Regions from separate parts of the Homo sapiens genome. Here region 2 is linked to region 1. Evidence: chromatin contacts called from ENCODE Hi-C or POLR2A ChIA-PET data. All regions are on one chromosome and are shown on one strand. Each heading gives the region's core, a stretch centred on a gene start or an enhancer-like site at or near the end of the contact. The rest is flanking DNA. Distances are from core to core; before and after follow the strand shown.

Evidence for each region. A loop is a pair of places that touch in the nucleus more often than their neighbours do. ChIA-PET counts read pairs that join two places held with the same protein, here RNA polymerase II (POLR2A). Pooled maps may share reads with other maps.
Region 2: a loop to region 1 is called in a pooled map, with 6 times the contacts of the local background. The contact joins the promoter of LINC02940 here to the enhancer-like site in region 1. A Hi-C loop is called at or near these places in 1 of 168 maps with a recorded cell type or tissue (OCI-LY7), 4 of 37 single-sample maps with no recorded cell type and 6 of 50 pooled maps. POLR2A ChIA-PET finds 5 or more read pairs at or near these places in 1 of 52 experiments (MCF 10A).

Annotation. Positions count from the first base shown.
Region 1 is chr21:38,850,999-38,857,869 of GRCh38, reverse strand. LOC101928398 (a long non-coding RNA gene) reads right to left here and starts at 331. Exons shown (of 3, transcript NR_109926.1): 1 at 245-331; 2 at 1-94. Within about 2 kb of position 4,234, at least 5 of the 41 ENCODE cell types and tissues checked have a DNase peak (open chromatin) inside an H3K27ac peak, as active enhancers do.
Region 2 is chr21:39,014,843-39,021,755 of GRCh38, reverse strand. It overlaps LINC02940 (long intergenic non-protein coding RNA 2940), which reads left to right and starts at 2,500. Exons shown (of 7, transcript XR_007067867.1): 1 at 2,500-2,758; 2 at 3,975-6,913. RefSeq lists an enhancer at 4,496-4,565.

The sequences.
Region 1 (6,871 bases), core at 2,985-5,484:
GATTGTAACATTCAAGGTCTGGCCTCCATCAGGGGTGACTTGAGGGCTTCCTCAGCCTGTCTCTTTAGTCCAGTGTTCCACCTTCTCCATGGACCTGCTGGTGAGAACAACACTTTTACTAAGCTCTTTTCCTCTTTATAAAGTGTCATCTCTTAATGACTAAGACCACCACAGCAACACAAACCAGGACCTCCCAGGGATGCCCAGGGACCCCCGGGGCTCATCTCATGATCTCAGCCATCACCAGCACAGCAGCCCGCAGCAGCTTCAGAGCGGCTGGAGAGACATTTGGGGACGAGCAGCCCCTCTGTGGCTCTGCCTCTGTTTGCCAGTGGCCTGTGGACCACAACTGCCTACTCGGGACCCTGCGGAGTGTTCTGTATCTAATGCAAACAGGTGCCTGGCAACCAGGACAGATAATCAGTTGGGCTGGGGGAGGGGAGCAAGCCAGATTCTAAAAACAGTGTCCCTGACATTGCTGTGCTTACTGCACAGATAGAGGTGATATTATATTCCCTGCCCAGGTCATGAGGGAACTGGGAGTGGCTGACAGCACTCTGGAGCTCAGCCACACCAGGCCCAGCTGGCCCCACAGCAAACCCAGAGGGTCGAAGTGAGGCTACGCCCTGTCCCTTTCTGTCCACAAGGGCCTGTCAGGGCACAGTGGTGGGGCCTGTCCCTGGGTGAGGCTCAGTCTCCTGATTTCAAGTTTCCTTCTGCACAGGGAAAGTGGGTCCTGCCCACCAAGGTCCGAGGGACCCTCCTCTGAAGCCCCTCTCTCCTTTGTGTTTGGTCAAGGTTAGCAGATGGGGAGAGGACTGAAGAGTCTCCCCAAAGGTCTAAACTGAGAGACCTGGATTTTCAATGTAACAATCCAGGAGAAATAAGTAGATGGAGTCTAAAATTTCTGGTGGAGTCTACAATTTCATGGATTTTCTATGAAGCTGGTTTGTCCCTGTTCAGCAAGTGTCCTGAGTGAGGGTGACTCTGCTTTGGGTATGACAGGTTGACCCAAGCTCCTTCCCTCATGCCTCCCAAGGTGGCCCTGGGAACAGTCTCCAATCCACTGAGCCGTCTTCAGAAGTGCATGTCTACTACAAGGGGATGGGGCCTTCTTTCGGCTCATATTTGCCACCTTTTGCTTATTAAGCTACTTCTCTCTCCTAGAATCCCTCTGGCAGACCGAGACTCACAGCCTCTTGTTCATCCTCTGGGACTTTGCCATGAGCAACTCGCTCATGGTCCCTTTACCCAGAATGAAATTAGAGAACTGTCCGCCAAGGCCAGCCCTGGGGTCTTGAGAGATTGCCTAGCTCAGGCAGTAGGGGCCCCATGGATGTAGAGGACCAAGGCTCCGACTGGCCAGGTGGTGAGGGCCGGGGTGGAGGTCTAGGTCAGCCAACGCCTGAAGCGATAGTTGTGATAATTTCCTTCTTTCCTTCCTTCCTTCTCTCTCTCTTTCTTTCTTTCTCTCTTTTTTTTGAGACAGAGTCTTGTTCTGTTGCCCAGGCTGGAGTGGAGTGGCATTATCATATCTCATTGGAGCCTCAAATGCCTGGGCTCAAGCAATCCCCCTACTTCAGCCTCCCCAATAGCTGGGACCACAGGCATGCACCACCATGCCAAGCTATTTTTTTTTTTTCCTAGAGATAGGATCTCGCCATGTTGCCAAGGCTAGTCTGAAACTCCTGGCCTCAAGCAATCCTCCTGCCTTGGCCTCCCAAAGCGTTGGGATTACAGGCATGAGGCACTGCACGTGGCCTCTTTTTTTAAAAACAAAACAAAACTGGGCTTTATTTTTTAGAGCAGTGATAGGTTTAAAGAAAAATTGTGCAGAGATATTACATAGACCCTTGACTCCTCCCACAGTGTCCCCTATTATTATCAGCATTTTGCATTGTTGCAGTACGTTTGCTAAAATGGATGAAAGTACTGGTACATTATTATCCATGAAAGTCCATAGTTTACGTGAGGGTTCACTCCATGTGTTGTTCAGTTCTAGCAGTTTTGACAAATGCATAATGTCAGGCACGCACGATTACAGTAAAGCATAGAAGAGTTCCACTGCCCTAAAATTCCTCCTGGCTCCACTTGCTCACGCCGCCCTTCTTGCCCCTTTGCCCTGATACTTTTTCTGTAGTCCACATTGTCTGATATAAATACAGATATTCCAGCATTAACATGGTATATCTATCTCTATCTCTTTACTTGTATTCTAATTGTGTCTTTATAGTTAAAGTGAGTTTCTTGTAGACAACATACAGTTAGGTCTGGTTTTTTTAATCCACCCAGCTAGCGTCTGTCTTGTAATTCACATATTTAGAACATTGACATATAAACTAATTATTAATATATTTGATATAATATCAACCATATTTATTACTGTTTCTATGTGTTTCCCTTGTTCTGTTTCTTTTTCCTCTTACACTTTTTTCTCCTTTTCTGATTTTCCTTGAGAATTTTATATGATTCCATTTTATTTCCTCTTTCATTATATATCAGTTATACTTCTTTACAATTTTTTTAGTAGTTGCCTGTGATTTTGCAATATACACTTAAAACTGATCCAAGTCCATTTTCAAATAACACAATACCACTTCATGTGTAGTGAGAATATGTTATCACAGAGTATTCACAATTCTTTTCCTCATCTCTTATAACATTTTTGTCATTCATTTCACTAATTTATAAACTATAATCACCCAATACATGTTTACTATTATTATCTTGAAGAAAATGATAAACTGTTAGATTAGCATAAAATATGAAAAAGAAATTATTCATTTTAGCCTTCGTTTCTTTCTTCTTGAATGCTCTTCATTCCTTTTAGTAGACCTGAGTTTTTCACCTATGTCATTTTCCCTTCTTTTTCAAGGAAGTCCTACTGGCAGCAAACCCCTTCCGTTTTTCTTTCTCTGCAAAAGTATTTGCCATTCACTTTTGAAGGATAATTTCACTGGATACAGAATTCTATCTATAGCTAGTGGTGTTTTCTTTCTTTCAGCCCTTTAAATATTTCACTCCACACTCTCTTTTTACTTGCATGGTTTTCGAGGAGAAGTCTGATGTAGTCTTATGCTTGATCCTCCATACGTAAGGTAGGTTTTTTTTCCACCTCTGAATTCTTTCATTATTTTCTCTGCATCTTTGATTTTCTGCAATTTGAATATATACTATATACCTAGGTATACGTTTTAAAATATCCATCCTGCTTGGTGTTCTCTTTAGTTTCCTGAATCTGTGGTTTGGTGTCTCATTAATTTTGGAAAATTCTCAGTCATTATTACTTCAAATATTTTTTCTGTTCTTTTCTCCCTTTCTTCTTTTTTGGTATTCCCATTACATATATGTTACACCTTTTGTAATTGTCCTGCCATTTTTAAACATGGTGCTCCATTTTTTTTTCAGTCTTTCTTCCCTTTGTCTTTCAGTTTGAGAAGTTTCTATTCATATATCTTCAAGCTCACTGACATATAGCTTATATTGTGTTCCAGTTACTACAAAAGAGCACTGCGGATGTGCTGGGCAGAAATGGGGGAGGCGAATCATTCTATATAGAGTCCAATGATTAGGTTTCAGGTTTTTAGTGAGCCTGTGTCCCTGGGCTGTGACCTTCACCTGGGAGTCTCAGTTATTATCCCATCTTATATTAGGTAATACAGGAAAGCTAGCTGAGATGGGACTGGGATGTTTCCTTTTCCCTGGGTGTTAGGATGAAGGAAGCTGAAGTACAGCATTTCCCTCCACAAAGATGAGGTGGTGCTTCTCCACCTGTCCACTAAGATAATGGAGGTGGTGGAGCCTGGTAGACCACAAGTAGGGTGGTGGCACAGATGTGATGTCCCCTGCCCAAGATGGAATCAGAGAGCCAGCCTGGGATCCCACCTCCATCACTTCCCAGCTTTGTGATCCTGAGCAAATTAGTTATTGTCACTGCAGTGTCATTTCCTCATCTTAAAAGAAGGTAATAACAGTCATCCCATAGCACACTTATGAGAGTTAAATCAAATGATGCAAGGGAAATGCCTGCAACACTGCCTGGCAGATAACAGAGTCTCAACAGATGGTAGAGGTCATTCTGAAGAGAATGCCATTTGACCTAACTGGGGTGACGAAGGCAGTTAAGAGTAGGCGAGAGGAGTGGTAGGGCTTGGGGAAAGCAGGTCAGGCAGCTGGTGGGATTTGCAGAGCTGAGGAGAGCCTTCCAGGTGCATTTAGTTGCTGACGGAGTCTGGCCCAAGCCCAGGCCACAGGCACAGTCCCAGGAGACATGCTCATGAGCTGTCATCTCAGTCCAGCCGCTGACTCACCCCACAGGCGGGCACCCAGGGAGCAGGTGCTGCAGCTGTTGCGTCATTAGACCTCTGAGGCTGTAAGAGCTGACCATCTTCTGGCTGATGGAGTAACTTGCCCACAGGTGGGGATGGGAGGGATGAAGGCCCAGCCTCTCTTGTGTGTCTGGGATGAGAGGGACAGTATCCTCACCTTGGTCTAGACTTTGTCGTTCAAAAGGTAAGCTGGGGAGCAGCAGGCTCAACATCACCTGGGCGCGTGTTACAGATGCAAACCTCTGGTCTAGTCCCAAACTTGCTGAGTCTTAATCTGCATTTGGCAAGCTCTCAAAGTGATTCCTTTGTATGTAAAAGTCTAAGAAGCACTGGCTAGCATCTTTCTGGTTCACATGCACGTTAAAGCTTGAGAAGTGTTGGCCTAGGGATCTTCGTGGATTCCAAATAGAAGTCAGAATACCAATAACCAGTATTAATTTCTGATTGTAATATCAGCAGCTGAAGGATCAAGGTGTTTGGAACCCAGGAATCACAATCAGACTTTTTCAGGCCGCAAATGGATTGATAAAACAATGGAGGTCTCTCTGATAAGGTAACATTTCAGCTGAGCATGGAAGTAAGTGAAGACATGATCATAGGAGTATCTGGGGATCGAGCAGCAAGTGCAAAGGCCCTGGGGCTGGAACACACTCAGTGTGTGTGAGAAATGGCAAGGGGTTCAGTGTGCCTGATGCAGATTAAGCAAAGAGGCCAGGAGTAGGAGGTGATATGGAAAGATTGTGTTGACTCTGCAGTTCATGGTAAGGCCTTAGGATATTGTCATGAGTGAAATGGGAAGCTGTCGGAAGGTTTAGAATGAAGGGGTCATATTATCTGACTTTTGTTTTAACAGGAATCTCTCCAGCTGAGTCTAATTTCTGAGAGTAGACTGAAGAGGACACAGCAGGGCAGTCTAGTCAGAGGTGCCTGCAGGAATCCCAGACGAATGGTAGGGAAGGTAGTGAAGGAGGTGAAGAGATGAGCTTTGAGCCTGGTCCTGTTTAGAGCAGAGCTGGCAGGACTTGCTAGGGATGGGTGCATGCTGTGGGAGAAAGAGAAGCTCCTGGGTTGGCTCTGTGCACCTCTGTGACTCAGCTTTCCTGGAAGGTGCTTTGCGTTTTTCCTTCAGTATCTGACAGGCATGGGCAGAAGAGTCTTTGTTTTTTGGGGGGCTTTTTTGTTTGTTTGTTTGTTTGTTTGTTTGGTGATGGAATTTCACTCTTGTCACCCAGGCTGGAGCACAGTGGCCTGATCTCGGCTCACTGCAACCTCTGCCTCCCGGGTTCAAGTGATTTTCATGCCTCAGGCTCCCAAGTAGCTGGGATTAAAGGCGCCCAACACCACTCCCAGCTAATTTTTGTATTTTTTAGTAGAGACGGGGTTTCACCATGTTGGCCAGGCTGGTCTTGAACTCCTGACCTCAGGTGGTCCACTCACCTCGGACTCCCAAAGTGCTGGGATTACAGGCGTGAACAACCATGCCCAGCCCAGGCAGAAGAGGCTTAAACATGGCCGGTGGTACATGTACTTTCATTACTTTTCTGCCCACCCCCCCTAAAATGTCAGTAAAAGCATGAAAACAGGGAACCTTACAGGATGAGGAGCCCAGGACTGGGGATTAAATAAGATGAATGACAATGTGAGTTATGTCTGAAGAGGAAAGCAGACACAGCCATGGGTGGGAGGTGACTTAGCAGAGGGAAGGAAGCTGGCTACCGAGTGTCTGCAGTCAGAGGTGCAGGCAGAAGACCTTGAGGATCCACCCGAGAGGCTCCGGAATCAGACTCCAGGCCCTCTGAAAGGTTGGGATGAGATGGGGTTGGCAAGAGGTGGGTTATTGAATGCTGTCCAAGGGTTGTTAGATCTGCTGCTCAGGCAGACACTAGCTCCTTGATCCCACGAGAGACTCGAGGGTGATCCTCTGGGAAATCGAGGCAGCTGGCACTCCAGTGCAGGGTGAGGTGGGGATATGAATTGTGCACACTGAATGGTGGACTTCTGGCCCCTTCCCCATCCCTGCTCCAGGGCAGCCATAGCCAAACCTATAACCAGCAAGCAGGAAAACAGATGACCTCTGAGGACAACATCACCCAGAGGACAGGCTCCAGATGCTAACAATGTGGGCTCCTCTGAACATGTACTTCGCCTCTCACTGCACAGGCAAATCCTGCCCCAGCACACCAGTTTCTGATAAATATTTTAGTGTCTCACTCTTAACTATGAATAGATAGCCAAGGATCACCAGACAGGAAGCCCTCTAACACAGACAAACAGAAACTAAAGACAAGACAGAAAGGATCTCAGAGAAAACAGGCAATTCAGGGAGCAGAGGGAAACTTTCTGGACAAACCCACAATTAAAACCTTCTAGGACTTAAGAGGAGCTGTATACTTGTGATTCAAGATCAGGCTCCTAGCAGGAACATTCATAGCTCCAGGATTAGGGGCAGGAAAGAGGACAGAGCTGAAACAAAATTCTACAGGAGGATTAGAAGATAACAATGAGAATTTTTGCCAAAAAAAAAATACCGCAAAAGGCCGAAG
Region 2 (6,913 bases), core at 1,251-3,750, 170 kb before region 1:
GATGGCTTCCTTTCTGCTCTGTGCCTGTCCCCAGCTCAGCCCTCCACAGGGGGACCCAGGCCCGTCCCCTTTCCTCCTCCCTTCCCCCCTCCCGCAGCTTGTGTTCAGGGCTCCCTCCCAGAGCGCCTCACCCTCTCTCCCCCTTTGCGCCCAGGCCCAGCTCCAACAGGCTTCTCTCCCGGAGAGGTCTGTCAACGGGGTGGCCCACCACCTTGCTCCCCATGTCCACCAGCCCTGCCCACCCACCCAGCCTTCCTCAGTCCCAATCTGCCTGGATTTCCCTGCAGAGCCAAAAGCCAGAACAAGTCGAGGCCGCTGCTGTTGCCCGACACACACCGTTGTCCCCAGCTCCACCCCAGAACAGCCCAAATTCCCCAGATTGCTGTGAAGAGAGTCAGCCTGTGCTCAGAGGCATTGAGCAACTCGGAGCCTCCCAGGGTCCCTGACCCTGCACCCGGGAACAGCCAAGCGGCCTGAGCATCCAGGGTCAGATCGGAAGGCGTTTAAGGGAGGATGGCTTCTTCCTTTTGGGGTGTAGTGGGAAAATGTTGTTGGTGGGCAAAGGTCTCTCCACATTGCCCATCCTTGGGGTGGGGGGTGGGTTTCAGTTTGGGCTCATGATGTCTGGTTGCTGTTTTGTTTAGGGTGTGGGAGTCAAATGCTGGAGGGTGGCGTTTGCAGATGGTGCGAACCTTTCACCTCTGAGTTGAAGGGAAGAGGGAAGCAGCTGCCCTGGCAGCAGGAAACAGAGTCCGGCCTCGAGCTGACACCTCCAGCTGGCCGGGGAGGAAGTCACCAGGCAGTTGCTATGTCTTTGATGTTGGGGCTGCCTTTTCTCCTCTCGCTGACCACCAGACAGCTGGGTGGGCTGAGAAGGAGGTGCCCGGCACACACGTCTGTTTCCTGGAAAGCTGTGGCCACAAAGGTCACTCCATGGACTCTGAGCAGGGGCCACAGGGGCTTCTGGATGGAGACCTGGGATTTGGCCACACATTGCATCCCCAGACTTTGCTGGATATTCCCAACCGCTCTGAGTGAATTCCAGGGAGGCATCCCCTGAAGCAGGAGTCCCACCCCGCTGACATGCTTGACAATTCACCACAAACCCAAGTACAGGTGACCCAGGAGAAGAAGGCTGCCGAGCGAATGTCCTGCATGCATTTAAAGAGTTAATAAGGGAGGGCCAAGGAGCCTGATTTAAAACAGAATAGGAAAGTCTTTTAAAATATCTTTTTTTAAAAAAAGTAAAATACCTTTAAAAATCTTTAAAACATGTATCTTTTTCTTATTATAAAAGATTAAATGTTTGTTGTAGAAAATCTGGAAATGACAAAAAAGTATAGAAAACATGAAAATTCATCTTGAATCACCCAAGAAACTGCGAACCCGTGTTAACATTATGATCTACTCTTGATACACACAAACACACACCAGCACGGGTATTTTCACACTCGACCAAGACCGTCCTACAAATACAACACTTATCTTTCTTAATTTCTCTTAAAATTCCATAACAAGCATTTTCCCATGTCTTCAAAACATGAATTTTTACAACTACCTATCATTCTTTGCAACGGCTAAGCAATTTATTTAACAACCTCCTTATAGGTTATGTATAGCACTTAATTTAAACCAATTAAAATGTACAAGTGTGCCTTATGGAATAGAATAAGAAACCTGCCACCCTGAGCCTCCATTTTCCCCATCTCGAAAGTGGGAGAACTCTGCCTCAGCTCAGGTGGCTGGTGTGCTCTTTAATTAAGATTTAGGAAAGGCCTTGCCATTTGTGGGTGAAGGATTGCTACCTCAGTCAAAGGTTTGGCGTAGTCATCCTTAATTATTATGATGTGCTCATTATGGGCAATTAGCACATTGCAGGACAACAGAGAGGAATTTATTTGGGAGTTGATCTGTGTTGTTGTCCTGGGTGAGCCAGGGTGCTGGAGGTTCAGGAGGCCTGTGGTTGGCTCCTGACTGCAGAGACAAAAATCAGCCAGCAGCATCCAGGCCTCAGTGGGCTGAGATAATCGCTGATGCCAGGCTGATCCTGAGGGTGGGAAGGAGAAATGCCACCTGGTAGGGCAGGGAAAGTGGGTCTTTCATGGGTGCCAAGTGCCAGCTCTCCATTTTCCTTTGCCTTCCTGATTTTAATCTTCTGGAATACATATACAATTCACCAGGATTTCTGTCTTCATATTGGTTCATTGAGTGTTTGTACAGATTGTCTTAATGGCCCATGAGCTATGGTGTTTGTCTTTGGACTCTCCAGAAGTTTTCACATGTGACTTTTTTTTTTTCCTTTGAGACGGGATTTCACTGTATGACCCAGGCTAGAGTGCAGTGGTGTGATCACAGCTCACTGCAGCCTCGACCTCCTGTGCTCAAGCAATCCTCCTGTCTCAGCCTCCTGAGTAGCTGGAACCACAGGAGCACACCACCATGCTTGGCTAATTTTTGTATTTTTTTGTAGAGATGGGGCCTTGCCGTGTTGCCCAAGCTGGTCTCAAACTCCTAAACTCAAGCGATCCACCCCCGCCTGGGCCTCCCAAAGTGCTGGGATTACAGGTGTGAGTTGCCCCACCCAGCCGTGATTAATTTGGGCTTTCAACACCCTAAAATGGGAGAAGGTGGTAGCATAGAGTGTGTATGACTGATTGTATTTACATTTGTTGCAATTTGAAGAAATGTAGTTAGAAGTCCATCTGCAGAGAGATTATGACCATCGCTTCTGTCTGACCAAGGTCTGTTTTCCTGATCGGTGAGTACAGTTATGTAAAAGGTAAAGGGGTAGACTGTTTGCAGCAGGCACTGTCCTGGAACGTGCAGGCCACGTGGTCACCTTGCATGTGAGAGCAAGGTCTGCAGCTACAGTCCCTGAGGGAATTCTCAATGCTCTAGCACACTTTCTGGAATGTTCAGTGTCTTGCAAATAGCCTAACAGCAATTTCAGAAGCACCCAGAGATGCTTAGGAGCAGTAATGATGATTTGACAGGCTTTATTCCTAACACTCTTTTTTATTTTCATTTTATTTCTTCATTTATTTGAGATGGAATCTCGCTCTGTTGCCTCAGTTGGAGTGCAGTGGTGCGATCTCCGCTCACTGCAGCCTCCACCTCCCAGATTCAAGTGATTCTCCTGCCTCAACCTCCTGAGTAGCTGGGATTACAGGCACCCACCACCACGCCTAGCTAATTTTTTTGTATTTTTAGTAGAGACAGGGTTTCGCCATATTGTCCAGACTGATCTCGAACTCCTGGGCTCAAGCGAGCCACCTGTCTCCGTCTCCCAAAGTGCTGGGGTTACAGGCATGAGCCACCCTGCCTGGCCCCTAACACTTTTGATTGTGGAGGTACAGGGTAGTGGGGGAAGAATTGTTTAGTGCATTCTTGAGTAACCCCTAGTTCTCAGCTAGTCTGGGGAAAGATTCACATCCAGAAAGCTGAGGGTTCAGATTATTGACTGGTCCAGATGTAGGCTGCAGAAGATAGCTGGGGAGGCATCCCCCATAGACAATTTCCATGGCATCCAGGAATGGCTCGTTCCAAGGCTGGGATGACCCACTGAGTTATTGTCAGACTTTGGAAAAAAATGAATTGGGATGGCTTCAAACCCTCCAGGAAAAAAGGGAGGGGAAGATGCAGGGCATCCCACATCATCCCACATCCTCCTTCTTGATCGAGATAAAATATTTGAACGCTTGACCGCATTGCACAGTTTTAACTGGTCTAAGTGCTTCTGCAGATTTTGAGCTGAATGATACAAGCACAGCGCTACTCAGATTTGAAATACTGAGATCTTTTCTATTTCTCACCTCTAGGCTTTGTGAATACATGCGAGCATGCCTTCATTTTACTAAAACATCTCAGATTGAGATGTTGAATGCACCATAGTTATTATTATTTATTTAATCTCTGGAGATGGTGGGCTAACAGAACACTCAAATCTTACAGGAGTTTCTCATCTCATTTTCTAGGTTGGATGCCTCAGCGTGCATTCCCAGGACTTTATGAGATGATCCACTGAAGGATTTCAGCAAGAACATTCTGGAGTGTCAACTGATACGTTTTTCAGTCTCAGCTTGCTCACTGTTTGAGTAGTGTCACATGTACATGCGTGTTATTAGAGGCGAATGCACGTTTTTGTTACTGAGAGAGTGGCCCTAGAGCAGATGCCAGCGAACTGCAGCCCACAGCCCGAATCTAGCCTGCCGCCTCTTTTCATGTGGCTCACAAGCTAGTCATAGTATTATATTTTAATAGTGTGGGAAAACATCAGAAGAAGAACAATATTTTGTGGAACATGAAAATTATATGTTTACATTTTAGCATCCATAAACGTGGTTTCATTAGAACACACTTCTATGGTTTGAATGTCCTCTCCAAAACTCATGTTGAAACTTAGTCTCTAACGTCACTATATTAAGAGATAGGGCCTTTAAGAAGTGATGGGGGCATGGGAACTCTGCCCTCATGAATGGATTAATCTATTCATGGATTAATGGATTAATGCATTAATGGATTGGTGGTTTATCATCGCAAGGAAACTGGCAGTTTTGTAAGAAGAGGAAGGGAGACAGTGGCAGGGAAACTGGCGGCTTTGTAGCAAGAGGAAGTGAGACTTGAGTCCTCTCACCACAGGTTGCCCTGCACCAACCACCACAGGACTCTGTAGAGAGTCCTGGCTAGCAAGAGGATCTTCACCAGATGTGGCCTCTTGACCTGAGACTTCTCAGCCTCCATAACTGTAAGAAATAAATTCCTTTTCTTTATAAATGACCCAGTTTTAGGCATTCTGTTTTAAGCAACAGAAAATTAACTAAGACAATGCTCATGCCCATTCACTACATATTATCCACGGCTGTTGCCTGCATTTTGATGGCAGAGTTGAGCAGTTGCAACAAAGACCAAATGGGCCAGTAAAAGCCGAAAATATTTACTATGTGGTTCTTACAGAAAACACTTGCCAACCCCTGCCCTAATCACTGGCTTCATTTCCTGGGACAATGTTTCTGTACTTATCCAACTTTGTGGATAGCATTTTTTTTTTTTTGAGATGGAGTCTCGCTCAGTCACCCAGGCTGGAGTGCAGTGGCACGATCTTGGCTCGCTGCAACCTCCACCTCCCAGGTTGAAGAAATTCTCTGCTCAGCCTCCCAAGTAGCTGGAATTACAGGCGCTCACCACCATGCCCTGCTAATTTTTGTATTTTTAGTAGAGACGGTGTTTCACCATCTTGGCCAGGCTGGTCTTGAACTCCTGACCTTGTGATTCACCCACCTTGGCCTCCCAAAGTGCTGGGATTACAGGCGTGAGCCACTGTGCCTTAATAAACTTTCTCAAATAACTTACATATATATCGAATGAGTAACCCCCCTCAGTAATTTTACCTGGGATTAGGGAAGAGGCATTAGAAGAAGGCCAGGGAAAACATCTTGAAGCCAGCAGACTGTGAAAAGTCAAGAAGCTGAACAAAGAGTTGATTTGGTGGGCTGTGAATGAGCTTGAGGGCAGGCCATGTGTGTCCTCCTTTAATCTGCTACTGTCTTTGTATGGATGTTGATACTGTAGTCAGCCAGTGGTTACAGAGTCACCTCAGCCTCATATTAGTGTCATGCTGCCTTGTACTATACTTACTGAGCACTTCCTTCCCCAGGAGCCCGCAGCTCTACGCTCAAATTTATTTCTCCCCTTAACATTCCTGGGAGAGGGGCTTTCCTTGGATACAATCTCTTGTGATCAATTCACTTTTTAGGTACATGAAATTTTAAAAAGAGACAAACCCTCATCAGAAATGGGAGAACCTTTCAGCAAAGCCCAGGTGGCTGTTCACAGGTATTTGCTGGTTGTTTTTTTTTTTTTTTTTTTTGAGACGGAGTCTCGCTCTTTTGCCCAGGCTGGAGTGCAATGGTGTGATCTTGGCTCACTGCAACCTCTGCCTCCCGGGTTCAAGTGATTCTCCTGCCTCAGCCTCCTGAGTAGCTGGGATTACAGGAGCAGGCCACCACACCTGGCTAATTTTTGTATTTTTAGTAGAGATGGGGTTTCACCATGTTGGTCGGGCTGGTCTCAAACTCCTGACCTCGTGATCTGCCTGCCTCTGCCTCGCAAAATGCTGGGATTACAGATGTGAGCCACCACACCCAGCCTATTTGCTGTTTGAATGTAGGTGAATGACTGGGTCCAGCCCCATTTATTGATTCCAAAGTTGACCCTTACTTGTCTGACTCTTATTTGATCAGCTACTCTGCTATTTTATATAGGAAGATTTAGATTCCAGGAACCCTGGTTATCTCAAAGTTTTGATGAGCACAACAGGCTTCTGCCATCAGGTAAGTGTTCATCTTACTTAACAAGATTTTTTTTTTTTTTTTGGTGGATGTCCAAAATAGAAGTTCTTGAGAACCCAGGTGAGAGGGTGCATGTGGGTTTAGGCAACTGGTCAGCCCCCCAAAATAAGATCCGGTAAAGGCATGACAGACAGAGGCTCTGGTGCAGGAAGTAGCTTATTCCAAATGTTAGGAGGAAACAAAGTAAGTGGCTGGATTGTGAATCCGTGTAATTTATCAGTGGATACTACAGTTGGATGATAAGTAGAAAACCTCAGAGAGCTGAATGAGAAAAGAAATGGTTCTGATGAGGAAGGCCTAACTCAGAGAAGATGGAAGATTTTATTCTGGGAGGAAGAATAGACTTAGTAACATGAATGGACTTCACCAGCTCAGAAGCCCTCTGGAGTTCTGAGTCAACTGCTTATTAATACAGTGTTACGTAATGACTTAAGGATGCACAACGTAAACTTTCCAGAAAAGCAAAAACCACAAAAGTGGGCAGAACCTTAATTTCTCCTTTGTTTGCTGATTCGTGGAGGCTCACATGATTTCTTTTAAGGCTGGTGCAGCCCCTCCACTGGCGT